2 separate regions of the Homo sapiens genome follow, and region 2 is linked to region 1. Evidence: chromatin loops called from intact Hi-C (ENCODE). Cell type or tissue: Caco-2. All regions are shown on one strand. Each heading gives the region's core, and the rest is flanking DNA. Links, peaks and the distances in the headings are about the cores only.

The links. Hi-C counts contacts between places; a loop is a spot of excess contacts. Peaks named below come from ENCODE experiments on the same cell type or tissue, not always from the same donor. Only the 100,000 strongest peaks of a DNase experiment are listed, where the experiment ranks them.
Region 2: a loop joins it to region 1, with 11 times the contacts of the local background. A loop is called at or near these places in 19 of 110 quality-filtered maps.

What each region holds. Positions count from the first base shown.
Region 1 is chr12:3,799,637-3,808,551 of GRCh38, reverse strand. No RefSeq gene overlaps it. Among named protein-coding and RNA genes, the nearest start is that of CRACR2A, 51 kb to the right of the region's middle. In Caco-2, for the core only: CTCF peaks have their summits at 4,310 and 4,509 (motif pointing right); a DNase peak (open chromatin) is centred at 4,511.
Region 2 is chr12:3,654,625-3,663,539 of GRCh38, reverse strand. CRACR2A (calcium release activated channel regulator 2A) reads left to right here. Exons shown (of 20, transcript NM_001144958.2): 8 at 3,886-3,976; 9 at 7,134-7,229. Among named protein-coding and RNA genes, the nearest start is that of CRACR2A, 94 kb to the left of the region's middle. In Caco-2, for the core only: a CTCF peak has its summit at 7,789 (motif pointing left); a DNase peak (open chromatin) is centred at 5,006.

The DNA of each region.
Region 1 (8,915 bases), core at 206-8,205:
TCAGCGGAACAGCTCTGTAGGGTGTGTCTGCCTTCATCCAAGGAGTATCCTTCCTACAGCCCATCTAACCTCCAGCCACTCGCACTGTGTCTACCATCATTCCTGTTGAACTGAGTTAAACATTCCGTTCAACCTTTGGCAAGAAAGGATGGTATCAAAGGCTCTCCTCAGGTTAGAACTGAGAGAAATGAGGGGCAGAATGATTGACTCATTGTGATAAAAATTCAATTGAGCTTTGATTGTTGATCTAGAAGAGCCACATCCTTCCAAATTCTGTTCCCTAGCCATTCGAGTGTTTGTGATTACCTCCCAAATTGCTAGGAATAACACGAGAAACAATCTTATGGTGATCCTAGTTGTGTCGCCTCCAGATTTTCCACTCTCCTTAAGGATTATTTGTTTATTTTAAAATATTTTCTTTTGCTTAAAACAACGAGACAGTCAATTTCTAGATGAAATTATACACTCTGTACTTGTAAAAGAGATAAAAGGTAATGAAAAATAGCACGGAAAGGAAAAAAAAGACCCTTGTCAAAAATTAGTGTTGATTAGAAACTTTAACAAAGTGATTTTAGTTATTTTTATCCCTTTGCACTCTATGCAGGAAGAGTTTTGGTGATACGAGATAGTCTGCCACACTTTCTTATGAATCATTTCATAATGTTACTTGGGGCAACACAGATGGAAGAAATGAACATTTCAAAGAACTATGAAATACATAATTATTTGCGGGCTGCCTGATTAGTGTGAGTAATATATGCCGGGAGAGGTGAGCCCTGAATATCCAGGAGAGAAGTTGAAAGTTCATGTTTTAACCTTGACTTTTTAGCAGTGGTAGTTTACTTCTCATGTCTTCAGAAACTCTAGGATGGAAGGTGGTTTGGGGACTTACATCTCTCTCTTTCCTCCTGTCTCCTTCCTATATTGAGCTCTACTTGATCCATCTCAGGTAAAAGGATGTCTCAGTTATTTCTAAACCCAAACAGTAAATTCCTTGTAACTGATCTGAGTCTCCTGCTGTAAGATTTTGTAACCCATTTTCTCAGCTTTAATTGCTTGGCTTCCATTTGTCAGCACTACAGGCCAAGCACCTGGCTATTTGAATTCTCTCACCGTGTGGCTGCGTATCTAAGAATTTAGACACTGTCTTACTTATTTTTAAGTGGCTTTTCATAAGATTGGAGCATAGGTTTTATGCCAAAGACATTTGTGTTTTCTGCAGCTTCTTAGCATTGCTGGACCCTCTACCAAGAGGTTATACGGTAAGCTGATTCTGATTCTGTGGCTTATGCTGACTTCATGATTGTAAACCAACTTAAGGAGAGTCACCATCCAGAATTTAATGAAATCATCTTTGCAATATTGATTATACATCCAGACTGCACTTGTGTTTTCCTTTTTAAAAATACCTTTTCCTGAAGGGCTCATTATGCTTTAATGTCTCCTAGATAACATGTGGAAGCTGTAGGCATTATAAGCCCACGTTTGATGAACAGTCTCAGAGAATCAGCGTGCAAGCTCATTTCCTCCACTTTATTCCTATAAGAAGAAGATCAAGCCTCAACTTGGGAGCCAGCTGATCTGAATTTTATTCCTGGCTTTGCTGTCTGATTCAGTGTGACCTTGGATAACTCACCAGAGAGGGAAGGTTCACTTTTCAGAAGGTGAAGTTTATGATAGACCAATCAGACTCTCGTTGAGAGAAAAAGACCTGACGGAGCACAGCTAGATTTTCCTAGGCAACATCTGACCTGACTGAAGATGATTTTTGAGTTTGGGTCGGGAAAATACAATAGCAGGGATCATGATGCATTGAGAAGAAGCAAGGGCTTGCAGTAGGAAGGAAAAAGAATGGACCTGGTTGTCCATGAAACTCTGCCACTAATTAGTTTCCCCACTCCCTTTCTAGTTCACAGCTCTGAATTCTTGTGGCGTGCCAGGGACTGAACAAGTCAGACATGGCCTCTGCTCTCATGGAACTTAAAGTCTAGCAGGGAAGACATAATGAACTGTAATGACAAGAGTGATGAACTTTCCTGAAGGGGAAGTTCAGGCCACTGTGAGGCTCTGACAGAGGGATTTCACCTGTCCTCAGGAATTAGGGAAGGCTTTCCTGGGGAGTGACATTTGAATGTGAAGATAGAAAGATAAGTAGATGTTAATTAAGGGAAGGAGGATTTTATGTCCCCCAGCCACACCCATCTGTGCCATATCAGGCTTTGGAGAGATGAGAAAAACCAGATAGGGGTAGAAGCAAAGTTGGAACATTGTTTTTATCATTAAAACAAAGATGACAGAATCAAAACCATTCAAATTGTGTTGCCCCAAACCCCTGCGCCTGGTCCTGGGGTCAGCCTTAAGGGAACCAGGACCCAGCAGTAAGGGGTATGTGGAGAAGGGATTGTGAAGATTTTATACAGTTTAAGGGAATCAAGAAGCTTGTTGGGTAAAGGAGTTCCTTCTTGGCCCCCATGCCTTTGCTTATGCCTTTTTGCCTCTCCCTAGAACACACAGTCATATTCCTCCCTCTTGAAAACTCTATTTGAAGCATGGGCTCTGGAGTCAGACGTCCACGTTGATTCCTGGCGCCACCCTTTACCACCTGTTTCACTTGAGCAGGTTGCTTAAGCTCTCTGTGCTGCTGTTTCCTCATCTATAAAGTGGTGATAATAATAGTGTCTACCCTAGAGGGTTGTTGTGAGAACTGGATGAAGTAATACTTGTGAAGTGTTTGGGATGATGCCCGGCACGAAGCCTCAGTAAATGCTGGTGGGTATTAATACGTAAGGCCCCTCGTCTTTCAAGAAGTCTTCTATACCTAATACAACCCTCACAAGCTAGGATTCATACAGTATTTATAGTGTACTTGGAAGTAGGGACATAACTTTTTTTTTTCTTAGCATTTACTTGGTCAGTGCCCTTTGGCCAAAGACCACCAGGAGCAACCCTGTAAGTTAAACAAATTAGGTTTATTACTCATGGCAGCCAGAGAGCACACACACCCTGAGGAACTATGGGGTGTCCCGGTAGGAGGGTGCAAGAAAAGCTTTTGTAGGGTTTGGGCTTTGGGGATATGGGGAAGGGTCTGAGGAGTTAGGATTTCACTCTAATTGGATGCCGTCAGAAAGCAGGGGCAATTCTATGATTTGGCATGTTCATAAATCTTATCTATAGAGAGGGAAGTCTAGCTGAGGATAAGCTGTAATTAGCAAAGCAGAAGCAGTTGCTCATCTGGCTGAGAGAAGTGGTTGGTATTCTGTGGGTGGCACAGTGACCTTATTTTTGTCTGTTCTTAGACACAATTATGAAATGACCTTGTTTTGTCTCATTTTATTGTGGTCTCAGAATAACCTTGTCAGAGGTTGGTTTTCTGTGAGATAGTTTAGGTTCATCAGAATAACATGCCTTAGCTGTGAGTACCAGGCCAGTTTCTAAATGTCAGAGGCTGTTCTTTTTGTTCTCAACTTGTCTAACTTTTGTTTGGGCTACTTTTCTTCCTCCTGGGAAATTGTAAGAGAATGTATTTACTCATTCAACAAACCAGCAAGTGGGTACCTGTACTCCATACCAGGCACGATCCTAAACACAGGACACAGTAGTGAAATCTCTGCCTTCAAGGTTCTCCAAGTCTTGGATAAGAAGTCTTGGATAAAATTGTGTTTCAGTTAACCGTTTTGCTAGTTTAAATGCCTTCTTCAGCTTTCCCACAAGTATTCCAGCTTGTACTGGATACTTTCAATGATTAGGAAATACTACATGCTGTAGACAATTCTGAATGCTAGAAAATTGGTTCTTACCTTGATCTATAATTTCTTTTTCTTTTCTTTTCTTTCTTTTTTTTTTTTTTTTTTTGTGAAACGGAGTCTCGCTCTGTCACCCAGGCTGGAGTGCAGTGGTGCGATCTCGGCTCACTGCAACCTTCGCCTCCTGGGTTCACGCCATTCTCCTGCCTCAGCCTCCTGAGTAGCTGGGACTACAGGCGCCTGTCACCACCTGGCTAATTTTTTTGTATTTTTAGTAGAGACGGGGTTTCACCGTGTTAGCCAGGATGGTCTCTATCTCCTGACCTCATGGTCCGCCCACCTTGGCCTCCCAAAGTGCTGGGATTACAGGCTTGAGCCACCGCGCCCGGCCTTGATCTATAATTTCTTTCCTCGTATATTCCACTGCTTGGGTCTATATCTATACATTAAAGACACTCAGAACGAGTTCCCTGCATGTTCTCTAGCTGTTTACGTAGTTGACCCACGGGCAATGTAGGTGAACTCTGGATTTTCATGATTCCTTGCTGTGCTGACTGCTCTTACATTCTTCTCAAAAGAATATTTTAGTTTAACAAATAATTTAATGTTGATTCCATTTTCCACATGGATTTAGTGTTTAGGCCTGTTTTGTCCGACTGAAGGACAGACTACATTATCAGGGCTTTTCTAATGAAAGTGTATGTAGGCAGTTAGGTGCTACTGCGTGTGAGAACAGCAGACGCTAGGTGGCAGCATCTTGCTTCGGAACTGGCACAACAAACTGGGCGCTGAGTTCATAGCTGCATTTTAGAGAGCAGGGTCAAAGGACCTTCCAGAAGTTATCTAGTCCCTGCCACCAGGTGGGACAACCCCTGGTCAAATCCACCGACATAGGTATTTATCCCGTTTATAGTAACTGCTAGGAAAAGGACACATCTTCCCAATAGGAACCTAGTCTATTATTTTAGAATTTTGCCTGGTGAAAATTCTTCCTAAATAACCGTGCCACATACTGTCATCTAATCTGTTTTCCTTCTTTCTTCAGGTGAAGTCGCATTAATTTAAGTTAATTTAGAAAAAGATCGTTGGCCATTTTCTGAGGCCGTGCGCAGAAAGACTGTTACCAGTGAGTTCCCTGTCAACCTTACTCCTTCAGCTCACCCATCCACCCATCCCTCACCTTGCCAGAAAGATTCTGAATCCCCTAACGTGCTTCTGGCTGTACTCCCCAGCTTCTTATTTACCTCTGGCACTACCTCCTGGCTGTGTTCTCCATCATGCTTGAGTTATGGAGCCCCCAAGTTTTGTCTTCCTTGGGGGTTCGGGTTAAGAACTCGGGTTCTTAACATTGTAAAGTTAACACCTCAGAACACAATATGCCCTCTGAGATATGATATTCTATGCTCTTTTTAAAAAAATGTGTGTCAGAAAAGATGGGCCATAAACTTAGCTTCAAATTGAAACAGGGGGCGTATCAACTCCAGATGTTTCTGAAGTCCTTCTCTCAAAGTCTTAGGACTTGAAATGGTATACCACAAATATTTTAAAGGTATAATTTTTATACTCTTCCTACAAAATTGAGGTGAGGCCAATTTGTGACTGTGGAAGACAGGAAGAACTGAATGCCTGCGATCACGTTTCCATGTCAGAACCAGGCAGAGACCCCAGGCAGTGTGATTCCCAGTCTAGTGATCTATCTTCCAGTGTAATCGTGTTGTGCTGCCGCCATATATGCAAGATCTTGGCACTGATATTGTTCATTTAAAGAATTTTTGTAGCAGGAGAGTAGTATTGTGAAAGGTGTGTGTCAGGATTTTGTGTTTGAAAAGCAATGTGTTCTAATAAAACACAGGTTTTAGAGTCAGGTGATCCTGGCAACAGACCCAGATTTGCTGCTTTCTAGCCGTGTAGCCTTGCAGAAGTTGACCGGCTTCTCAGAACTGCTCTTTCCTCACAGTTTAATGCTGTTGTGAGAATTACCTGAGGCTGTGTGAGTATATGGAGCACTTAGCACAGTGTCTGACATATGCTAGTTGCTCAAGACTTAGATACAATAATCACTGCTGGCTGCCGTGTTCCAGGAGAAGGGCCTCTGTGGGGCCATGAGTAAACCCCTGCTAGTCTGGGAGAAGTCACACTGCAGTGGCATGGTGTCAGATCTCACCCTATCCTTCGCCTCTCAAGAAACATAAGTAAGGAACTTGGCATGCAGGGGAGAAAAAACAAGCCACAGAAAGGCCAGGCAACATAAATGAGAACAAATCTGTGATTTTGAGTTATTAATGTCCATTTCCCTTGGCTTCCAGGCATATCTGTTTCTCATCCATTCCAGAAAACCGTTAGTGGGCCAGGGGGCCAGACAGGTTTATGGATAAGGATAGTATGATTTTGTATATCTCTTATACTTTTCATTGCCAACTTCAACAGAAGCAGCAATAGTCACCTGATACTTTTATAATATCTAGATGGTCATAGATTTAGTGTATATTTTCAAACTCAAGGAAAATAAAATATATCACCATTTTGGACTAATGACAGGGAAAATGGTTCAGAAGTTGATGACAATACTGGTGGCGGGTGCTGCAATAAAATTGGATAAATTTGAAATACTTTGGATAGAAATAATGAAAACAAAGGAAACATTCATTATCCATTAATTCACTCTCATTTCTGGAAGGAAGGAAGAAAGAGGAAGAAAGTCTTAGTTTTGTTATTATGTGGTTGCAGGTGTTAAAACTACCAAACAAATCTTAAAATTAGAAGTTTCAAATTGTTGCTTTGGTCATTAAATATTTATTTACTATCCACTATGTGCCAGCAGTTATATGCCAGGCCCTGTGCTGGATTAACATCCAAGATGAACAAGGTGTGGTCCTTACCTTCCAGAAGCTCTTGGCCTACTGAGGAGATAGTTATGTAATCAAACAAATAATTCCATGTGCTAAGTGCTGGTCAGAGACATGAATTCCCTATCATGGGAAATGCAGAAAGCCAAGGGATCAGCTATTCCTGGAGAGTAGGGTAGGTGTAACCTAAGGGTAATAAGGCAACGTTTTACCTGAATCTTGTAGGAAAATAGCGTGTGACAGAAGTGAAAAAGGACAATCCAATCCCTACAAATCACGGACCAGTGTGTAGAGCCAGGAAAGGGCCCTGCGTGTCTGAAGCGTGTGCAGCAGCAACACATGGTCGTGTGGGGAAAGCAGGGAGTGGGAATGGAACAGAATAATTTGGGGAGACAAAAAAAATGTTAAGCATGGTTGGAAAGGGATTTGTATTTTAAGTTAAGGAGTTTGGGTTTTGTTTGAGGAACTGACCAGAGTTTTTAAGAAGTTGGGGCACAGTTTGTAAGACTGGGTACGCAGAGATGTCATTAGTGGAGATTAACAATGTGGAAGACAGAACGTCGTTGGAGAGTGTGGTGGGCACTGCTCCTTTTTCCTGGAACAGCAGTGGTAGCCTGTTGTTCTCCCCTGCTTCAACTTGTACATGTGAACCTAAGAAGAGCTGCTTTCTACCCCTGCCCCTGTTCCCACCTTTTAGAATACAAGACGCTATCTCCTTATCTATAGTGATTGTTCTTGGGGTGGATACCAGATGCAAGCTGGTTCAGTCATAGTGTCTTGTACTCTACGCTGGTCCACAGTGTTTGGCCTAAGTAGGGGTGCATGACCCAGTCTGACCCCTTCCCTGGTATTTTTGAATTTTGAATTGTCACTAAGGGAAATCTGGTGATGGATCTGGGAAGTTGCAACTCCAGTGATGCTAGTGGTTTTGTCTTTCATGGGCGTAAGAAGCTGGTATTCAGTAGGGAAAAGTGAAACTAACACAGAGAGAAGCAAATATGAGAGATAGGAGAGTTCTGGTGGCCTTTTGGTTTCTGATTTCAAGCATCCTGAAGCTGGCTTAATTCCTGCCATGGTTTGGTTAACATAAGCCAATAAATTACTCTTTTTGCCTTTGCTGGCTAGTGTTTCTGACACATTAGTCCTGACTAATGACAACAGGAAGATAATTAACTCTGATTTTGATATATTACATTTGAAAAGACTTCTCTAGATGGCAAGGAGCTCAAGAGAAAAATCATGGCTAGAAATATAGATGTAAAAGCCACCTTTAGATAAGTGGTTGTTAAAGCTATAGAAGTGGCTTCTATAAAGCTATAGAAGTTCACCCAGGATAAGTGTGGAAAGTGTTGAGAGGCCAAGGATGGAACCTTGAAGAATGCTAATATCCAAGAATATGCAGAAGAGGAGGAAGCAGCTGTTTCTAACTCGTACCATTTCTGATGTTAGCCAGCCCTTCCAATCTTACAGCCCTCAGTGGGAAAAAGGTAGTCTATTAGAATTCATTATCGTGTCCCTAGCTTTGGGAGTTTTTTTTTTTTTTTTTAAACTGCTCTAGGCCACATCTGAAATCTGCCTCATATAGCTCTCAGTCATTGGAGTAAATATAAGCTTCCCCAACATATTCCTTCCTGTATTTAAAATCTAAGATCTTATAACCAAATGTCTTCTCTTCTTCAGTATTAAATCCCTCCCTTCTTTCAGCCATCCCTCGTCTGATAAATTGTCAAATTGTATTGATGTCTTTTAAATATCTCTCCATGTTGCTTATGAAGGGTGAAATCTGAAACAGATACTGTATTTGAGCTGTAATGTGACTATCACAGAGTACAGTGGAACTAATGTGTCTTCCTGATATTAACCTCATACTGGTTGCACTATTGAGGAATATTGCACTTGTCACTAACAAAAAAATCACAGATTTTTTTCTAAAAATTTCTAGAAGCCCAGAAAAATAGAATCTATAATTATATGATTGAAGTTTTGAGCCTAAACAAAGGCCTTTACATTTGTCCCTGTTAAATTATTTTTTATACAAAAGGATAATTACTGTAGCCTAACATGTGTGTAAATAATTAGAAGCAACATACCTGGCCAAAAATAAGGTAATATTAAATATAAACACAAGATGGAATATCATGTGTCTGTGAAAATTATCTTTGTGAAGAATATTTAGTGACATGAGAAAGTGCTTAGGGTATAATGTTAAGAAAGTTGCAGGGTTTAAACCATATGTAATAAATTGCAAAAGTCTTTTCACTGGGAAAGGGAGTGTGACTCAGACATAACAGAAGCAATGTCCCTGTTAAATTTTATCTTATTGGTA
Region 2 (8,915 bases), core at 225-8,224, 150 kb after region 1:
AGGCAACTCCTTGAAGTCTTGATGCCATTCTGAAATACATGAAAGGCTTTTATGCAGAAGAAGAGTAAGGTCATGGAAAGACAGATTTCTGTGAGCCAGAATATCCCAAAGATGAAATAACTGCTTAGAGAAACAGCAAGTTCTCTGTCACTGGGGGTATTCTAACCTAGTCTGGGTAAGTCCTTGACGTGGTATTGTCGCAAGAATTTTAACACTGGAAAAACAGGTAGTTAGATCAGACAAACCTTCCAAATCTGAAGTTCTTTAACTCCCATGGTATCTAGTATTCCCTCGAAATGGTCCATGAGCTTCTGAGTTCGGTACCCAAAATTGTAAATTGAGTTTTTACAGGTTTTTGGCATTAACATTTTGAGTTCAGGCCCTGTGGGTGACATAAATGCCTGCGTGTTTATAACCTAATTGAGACAACATGAACCCAAATGAAACAGTTGTTCAGGACTATTTAAGATTAATTGTTAAATGATCAAATGAAGACATATGCTGTCATCTGAGTTCAGAGAAGGGGTCATGAGGGTTGGAATAGATGGCAAAATCTTCACAGAGAAGACTTCAAAGTCCATTTATATGCATTAGGCAATAGAAGTGGTTTTAGAAATTGTGGCAACGAGGATGTATATGATAAGCAAACATGATGAGTTGTCTCTTTCCCCTGATGGCAGAATATGGCGAGCCTTGCTGAATGTGACTCACCATATGTGCACATCTTTTTAGTGTCTCTTGCTGCCACTGCCCGCGCAGCCACTGCGGGGCTCCTGCAGACACAGGCTCCTGGCTCTGCAGCTCCTGCTCACACACAGCCTGGGTCTCCAATGGATTGGTCTGACAGGCACTTTTATTGACTGAGTTATTTCTTCTTCATCTTCCCAATTGCATCAGCCTTTCCAAACCCAGCAGGCCTTTTATCCTTGAAACCAAGACTCTCTTCCCCCTGGGGAGCACTGCCCTTTGTCCTCCACAGTCCATGATTAAAATGACAGGAGTAAATAATCCCTTACATTTACTGAGGGCTCTGTGGTTCTGACGCTTTTCACATCCACTCTCATTTGTTCTTTATGACAATGTAGGGAGGAACATAGGGCAGGTACCGCCTCAGGATGTGAGGAGGTCAGAGCACTTACCCAAGGTCACACTGAGGAAAGGAGCTGGTTCTGGGATCAGAATGCAAGTCTTCTCGTCCCTGCGCTGGTTTAGTGACATGACTGGTATGCACAGCACCTTAATCTTCCCCATTCCTGGGATTAGTGTGTTCTAACCGAGGCTTCTCATAGTCATTCAAGCCTGGAGAGTCTCACAGCAGACCAACTTTCCAAAAGCTTGCTTCCATATATGAGTCTGGTTGGGCCCAGGATCTCTGATGCCCACCTGGAATCCTAGGGCTTCTCTGTGGTAGGCCTAGCCTTTGTGAGTGAGGGCTAGGAGGAGGCACTCTTCAAACCCTGTATCTATCTTCCTGCCAGTTATTTTTTAGTGGTTTGTAAAATAACTTAATTCACATACCAGCAAGCTGGTATGTGAGCATGAAAAACTTAGAGTGTGTTAATTTAATCAAATAAAAAGTAGATCAAAGTTACTATAGCACATTTAATTATATTATAGAATTAATGCCCCGCATGGTTATTAGAAATAAATAGTAAGCCGTTTATATGAATAACTTTATATGAATTGCTTTAGCAGAGCCAAATCAATGTTTAAGTTTCTCTCATCTTACTTTATTAGTTTTACCGTATTTATATAGCTGGAATCTCTGTCTAAAGTTTTCCTTGATATCATTTACCATCTAGCATCTGAGTTTCTTCAAACACAGGAAGGTCATTCCAGGGACCAAGAGAAAACATCTTGCTTTCTGAAAGTTCCTTCAAACTGTATCTGCTTCTGTCACTGAAGTATCAGGGTCAATAGCATGAGCCTTTTTCCTTACTTTCCCTCCAAGATTTTATTTTAATTCTTATGAGTTAGCTCAGAGCAAAAGTAACAATCCCAAACATTGGTCATTTAACAAGAAGAGATTTCTTACTCTTAGCCAAAAAGAGTAAGGGATGCAGGACGTATCCATGAAGACGGGGTCCCAGCTTGTGGAGGTCTGGGAGGACTGTCATCTCTTGCTGAGCCCACCCTGGACCGTTACTGTACAGTCACTCAAAATCAAGTTTCTGGTCTTGGGGTTGCAGCCAAGCAAGGGAACTCCAAGGCTGTGCTCTGTGATCAATGCCCCTGACCATGGAGTCTCACACACTGTTCCTTTGTCTGGGTCAGATTTGTGGTTTCTGTAAAGCTGGAAGGATGCCAATCAAAATGACTCCTGTTCATTGTTCACCTGTGCACATGGTGAAAATGCTCTCCCAACAGGTGGCAGGTGAGAAAGGGACAGAAATTGGGCTGTGGCAAAGCCTTGGACAGCAGAGAAGGTCTGGTCCTGGATTGGAGGCCCAAGTGGACATGGGAGTTAGGGGTTAAAATGATGGAGGGCTCAGGGGAATAAATATATTCCCATCCTTTATGTTCAGTTCAGAAATCTTCCTAGTACCTCTTAAAACTGAGAACCAGGGCTGTTTCCTCAATTATTGAAGTCCCTTAAATAAAGGGCACAGTGGGCTTGCCATCATTTAAGTTAGAATGGCAGGGGCCAAAATTGTGTGTGTGTGTGTGTGTGTGTGTGTGTGTGTGTGTGTGTGTGTGTGTGTGTGTGTGTTGCATGTTCAGAACAGGCCTTGATAGCCACATTAGCCTGTTCACAGAGCCTGAAGTTTCCTTAACAGGATGGGGAGAGGATAGGGAGTAAGGGCCACAGAGAGGGTCTTTCACTGCATGGTCAGCAAAAAAGGTATGAAAATGCAACTATCTGGGAATGTTAATAATTCAGTGTGGTAACTCCCAGTTTCAGTTCCAATGCTACTACCAGATCTTTCCTGTTTGAATTTGGAGGGGCATTGAAGTTGGATGTATCATGGGGAGAGGGGGGAAGCAGAAAAGGGTCATCCGTGGGGATGACCTACAAAACTTGTCCCCATGGCTGTGTGTTTGTCTTCATCTCTCTATAGGCTGTGTGTTTGTCTTCATCTCTCTAGGTACTTACTTTCTGACGGGGGAGAGGAAAGAGTGGGAAAAGGATGCTGAGAAGGAGAGTGGGGATGAGGACATCTCATTGTCATCGCCATCCTCCAACCAGCCTCGCCTGTCTCACACTGTCTGCCTGTGCCCTGGAGCCTGAGATGGCACAGGCACTAGACATTGTCGCTTTTGCTTTGTGGTGGGGGGTGTGGTAGCTCTTGTTGTCATCATCATGGAATCTCTTGAGAATCTCATGAGAAACATGGATCACACAAACTCAGGCATACAGGGAGAGTCCCCTGAGAGTGCAGGGTCAGAGGGTCCTGATGTGGACAGGCAGAGAGAAAGCATGCAAACAGGGACAAGATAAACCAGGAAACGGAACAGGAAAGAAACCCACACAATGCAACTTCATATAGTCTATGAGCGTGGAGATCAGCGGGAACAGGGATGATACGTCTGGCAGAGGCCTGTGGGCTTGTGTTGAAATAAAGTAAAATAAAGGGAGATGGTCCAGGGAAGCTTCACCGAGGAGCATAGGGATCATCTAGGAGTGATGGCTGGGGGACAGAAGGAGGAGAGGCCACATGAAACCTAACAGTTGCAGGGGCAGGTCTCGCAAGGCCTCTGTGGTCTGCATCCCTTGTCGGGTTAGCTGATCATGAGGGACTGATCTTATAGCGTTGGCTGACCTGACCTATGCTGTCACCCCCACACCCACAGCTCCAGAGTTGGGGAACTGGTGTCTGAGCTCCAGGAGCTACCGCTGTGGAGTAGGGGAACCTCAATGAGACTCTCCTTTTGCCACCTCTGTAGGAAAATTGCTGCTTATGATGAAGAAATCCAGCATCTCTATGAGGAGATGGAACAACAAATCAAAAGTGAGAAGGAGCAGTTTCTCCTGAAGGTAAGTGTACGCTCCCCAGGCTTGGCTCTGAGGCCAGCTTGACATATCTGCTCTGTCTCCCCCAGGTTTAAGATTTTGGTGCCCCCATCCATGCACTATTGATTCCCTCTTTCTCTGCTGTATTTTTTTTTCAAGGCATTTATCACCTTCACACAGGACATGTAATATCCTTGTTTATTTTTATTGAGTGTCTATCTCCTCCTGCTAGCATATAAGTTGCAAAAGAGCAGAGATTTTATCTTTTATTAACTAAGGTATCCTCAGCACATAGACAATGCCTGGAACATACTAGGTGCTCAACAAGTGTTTGTTAAATGAATGAATGAATGAACAAGTGAATGAGTGAATGAATGAAAGGATGGAGGCTCATGCTTTCCCTGTTAAATTGGATCTGACATTGACTTCCTAGATTTATATGGCAAATGCACCCAAATGCACCAGCCCAGTTCACCCTGTGCCCAGCAGCTCCCCTAAGTGGACAAGCATTAGAGCCTGTGCTACCTATCCTTTACCCTTAGACACATGGAAAATTTAATAGCCAAGAAAAAACAAATCCCACCTTCCACAGATACCACGGAGGAAGTGGTAACTCCCTTCCCTCTTCCTGGTCTGACCCTTATCAGCCCCTTCCCAAGCCCTGCCATTTGTCTCAAGAGGTCAGGATTGGCGAAATCCTCTTCTTTGCCAAGGTAAGCAGGATCCTTCTGGAAACATGTTCATAAAACTAATTTAAAAAAAAAAAAGCTTCAGAGAACTCTCTAGTACCCATTTTTGGACTATCTACTTGGTGAGTTCTCTGCAGAAAAGGCTTTGATCTTAGATGGCAGCCTCCCTTGCCGCTCAGCACTAAGCCCGGCTATTCTCACAACCCCTTCTCTTGAGCCAATTTTAAGTTTTATGCTGCCTCAGATTATCGACACCACTGCTGCATTTATTATCACAGATGTCATTCAAACTGAGGGAATCGGAGTGCTTTTCAAGAAAATCTGGTCGTGTCCTCCAATTAGCGCCCTCTGGAGGCTTGTCAGCATTTCCAGGCCTCCTCCCTCTTGTAGCGCCTGAAAGCATTCTGGCTGCTCCTGCCCCTCAACCTAGTTGACGGCAGACAGAACTCACACACTTCTCATCAGCAGATCCCAAAATAGTTCCTGAGAACAGCAGCTCCCCACCCCACCTCCCCGCCATCGGACAGCCACCCCCTTTATCCCGAATGACATCCTGCACAGAGAGGCTGAGCTCCATGGGGCATCTTGTCCCCTCTGCCTGGGCCATGACTATAGGTCAGAGGTCCTAGCTAAAGGAAAAGACGTGATTTTGGAAGTAAATGCTGGGCCAGGGCATGGGGAATGGGCGAGGGCAGAGGTCAGAGGAAAAAAATTCAAGGACAAGTTTGCATCACTGTAGGTGACCCAGCCTCCCTCTCCCCTTCTGCTCCCTCCTTCTCCCTTCTTGACACCAAATGCCTTTAAAGCTCAGTGCTTAGATTTATGCCTTCTGGGTGAACATGGAAACTGCTCAGATGTTTTTGCAGCACTATTAAGCCATTAGATACAAAGGCTTTTGCCTGGAGATAGATCAAGGATAGTGGTGCTACAGTTTCTGACATCATGGAAAAGGCTGGACCCTCGGACCGGAATTTGGATCCTGGCTTGACCCTTACCAGTTTGTTTGACCGTGAAGGAAGTACCTAATCACTTGCACCTTCCAACCCCAGGATGTGATGCTACACCCCCTGAACGCCCTGTCCTGGCGCATTGTGAGGATGCTCTGTAGGCCCATTGTGGGTACAGCCACATCATCATGGGGATTCTGGAGCCGCTCGCTGCTCCCAGCATTTTTCACAGAGAGCAGCAGCCAAGCTGAAGGAGGCAAATTCCCTGGGGCTGATTCTCTGGAAGCAAATGTTGGGAGCAGGTGCTGTCTGGTCAGATCGTACCTCTGCCATTCATGTGGTTAACATGAGGATAATCACAGGCTGTCCCAGTGGTTCTTCTGCCCATTTACCAGCCTAGAAATGGGCAGAAGAACCTGGTAACATCCATAGAGGATGCGCAAGGAAGCATCCTGCGCCTTTGAATGGAGGTGTCCAAAGGCCTCTGGCCCGAGGGGGCCGTGTTCCCCCACCGCGCTGCTGCTGCTGTCATGCCAGGACACCCGTCTAGTGCAGCATCCCACGCTGTCCTCCTTGGGAAAGAGTCCTTCCATATGACAGGAACCCCAGGGGGCTCCGGTAGTGAGTTATATGGCAGTTACAATGGTTTCTTCTCTTCCTGCACATTTTGTACCTCCATTCCGCCTTCAGGCAAGTGGAGTGCTGCAGATGGCATGGGTATTTTTGTTTCTATTCTGTGAACAAACAGTGATCCAAAAGAATGAAGCAAGTTGGTTGGATGAAGCCAGGGCTGGAACCCAAGTTGTGTCCCGCTCGGCTCAGGGGCCTTACACCACAGATCTGGCTCTGCTGAGAGCATCAGGCACCTGATAGCCCACACACTTTCCTCCTCGTCCCATAGCCAGGCCCCTTCTCACCTGCTTCAGCACCTCTCTGTGGGGGAAGCCCAGCCTAGGGAAGGAGCAGATATTAAAACATCCTGAGGAGCAGGGCTTGGGAGACTTCAGTCACAGTGGGCAAATATGAACACTTAGACCCTCAAGAGGAAGAGGAAATGGCCCTGTGTTTCCAGAGTGAGGCCAATTTAAGGGATCCGATGCCAATGCCCAACCTGGAACAGAATATCCAGGTCGGAAGGTGTCCGAGGGGTCATCTGCCTCCCCCAGTCACCCCCAATTTGCACATGAGGAGACCAAGGCCTGATGTTTGAACTCAGCCCCAATTCTCCCCATTCAGTGTACCACAACTGGCTGACACTGCCCCTTTTTTGGCGGAGAGGAGGGTGGTGGTGCACAGTCATTGAACATGGCCACGCTTGCTGGGAGTTTGCATCCTGCCTCACTAAGCGCTTGCACTATCTCTGTCTCATTTGGTCCTCCCTGATGGGGCAGGCAGGTTACCAGAGCCCTGCAGTGCTGTGGGAAAAGCCCCATGGTCTAATAGGATGGGCCCTGATGTTGAGTAGGTTCAAGGTGGGAAAAAAAAAATCTATAACCCGGGTGTGCTACATTTGGGTCCTGTGTGTCCCTCTTTCTGGCTTGGCAGGACACAGAGAGGTTTCAAGCCCGCAGTCAAGAGCTGGAGCAGAAACTGTTATGTAAGGAGCAGGAGCTGGAGCAGCTCACCCAGAAGCAGAAAAGGGTATGTTGCCATCCATGGCCCCAGAGTACCTGGCTCTTCACTCTCTCCTTTTCTCTGCCTCTTGCCCACTTTCCCTGCCATTCACTTAAGGACTTTTGAGTTTTTAACCTGAGAAGAACTATTTAGTCGCGCAAAAGATAGCATTTAAAATCACAGGTGATCCCAACATAAAACCTTTACTTCTCCAATACCAGGTGTTTCACTTGGAAAAGTTGCCGAGCATTCCCCCACGAGGTATCTGCAGACATGTTCCTATAATTATACCCAGGAGCCACGAGAATGCCAAAATTTGAATTTGTTTCCTGCCTCCTGTATAAGAAAAGAGGGGAATGCTGAGGTACAAGAGACACTGTCTACCACTATATCTGGGGGGAGGCTGCAGATAAGTTTCTTCCCTCTAGAATATGGCCATGGATACCTCTGCTGGAACAGGTTCTTCCAAGGTCAGCCTGTCTCTTCCCTGGCTGTGTGGTGCCTGGACTGGTTCATTGGCATCTTTTGTGGCTGCTTCCATCCCTGCAGGAAGGATGCAGACACCAGACACTCCTCTCTGATGTACCCGAGCCTCCAGGAGGCAGGCTGGGTGGTGCCCTCTGCAGGGCAGTGTCTATATGGCTGTGTCTCTATGGCTGGGAGTACCTGGCTAACGACCCCAGAAAGACTGACTACCTAGGCAAGCCTCCTACTTAGTGGCCTCCACTGCTTAGCAAGGGCTCCTGAGGGAGACAGGCTAGGGTGCCACTGGCCTCCTGTTTTGTTGTGCCTGGTGCTGGAAGGAATCCAGCTCTGGACAGACCAAGACACATTGCTTCCGTTTCAATAGAGAGGGCTATTTTTAGCAGCACATCAAAATCTACTTGAAGACAGCCCTGCTAAGACTAGAGACTATTCCACTGCTGCTGCTACCCAAGCTATGAATTTAGGTCTCTTTCCTTCTGCAGCAAGATGATTTCTACTCCGGGAACTGCCAGCTGCCTCCCCATTTCCCCATCCACAGTTGTACCTTGCTTCTCCTACTCTTTCTCTTCCTCTCTATTATGCATTAAGTTCCTAGCAATTACATTTATCCCTCAAATGAATGATTGCCACTCGATTTAATTACTGCATGCTTGCCTGATTACACAGGAGCCTCTTGAGAATCACGCCAAATTCCTTGTTGTTACTTCTTCCTCCCCTTGCCGGCCATATTCATTAAACTAAATTTATTATGATATATGTACCTTGGTTTGATTCTTCCTCTGGTGAGAGGATTGGAAGCTCTGCAAAGCATAATCAACAGCCAAGAAAAGCTGAAGCTATAAAAATGCAGGGTTTTTAGTTGCTTTAGGGACATAGAAAAGGTCTATGTTCTGTTTGAACTGTTTTAGTTATTTCCTAAGAATTTTCAGGGCTTCTGGCTACCCTTAAAAGCTTCTCTAGATTAATGGAATTGGAGTTGAGAGGAGAAAAGGGAATATATAGATTTGCTATCAGCGTGCAAAATTGGGAAGGATGGTTTTATGAAGCAGGCCATTTAGCTGTTCCCCTTCTCCATCAAGGACCAAGGGAAAGAAATTGGCTTAAAGGACAACAAGATGGATTTAGGTTAGATCTCAAGGCCATTCACACAGACGGATTGTGGAAGTTCCTTTGCTAGTGGTCTTTTTGAGTGGAGCAGCTCCTCCTGGACTATTTAGTGGTCCTATG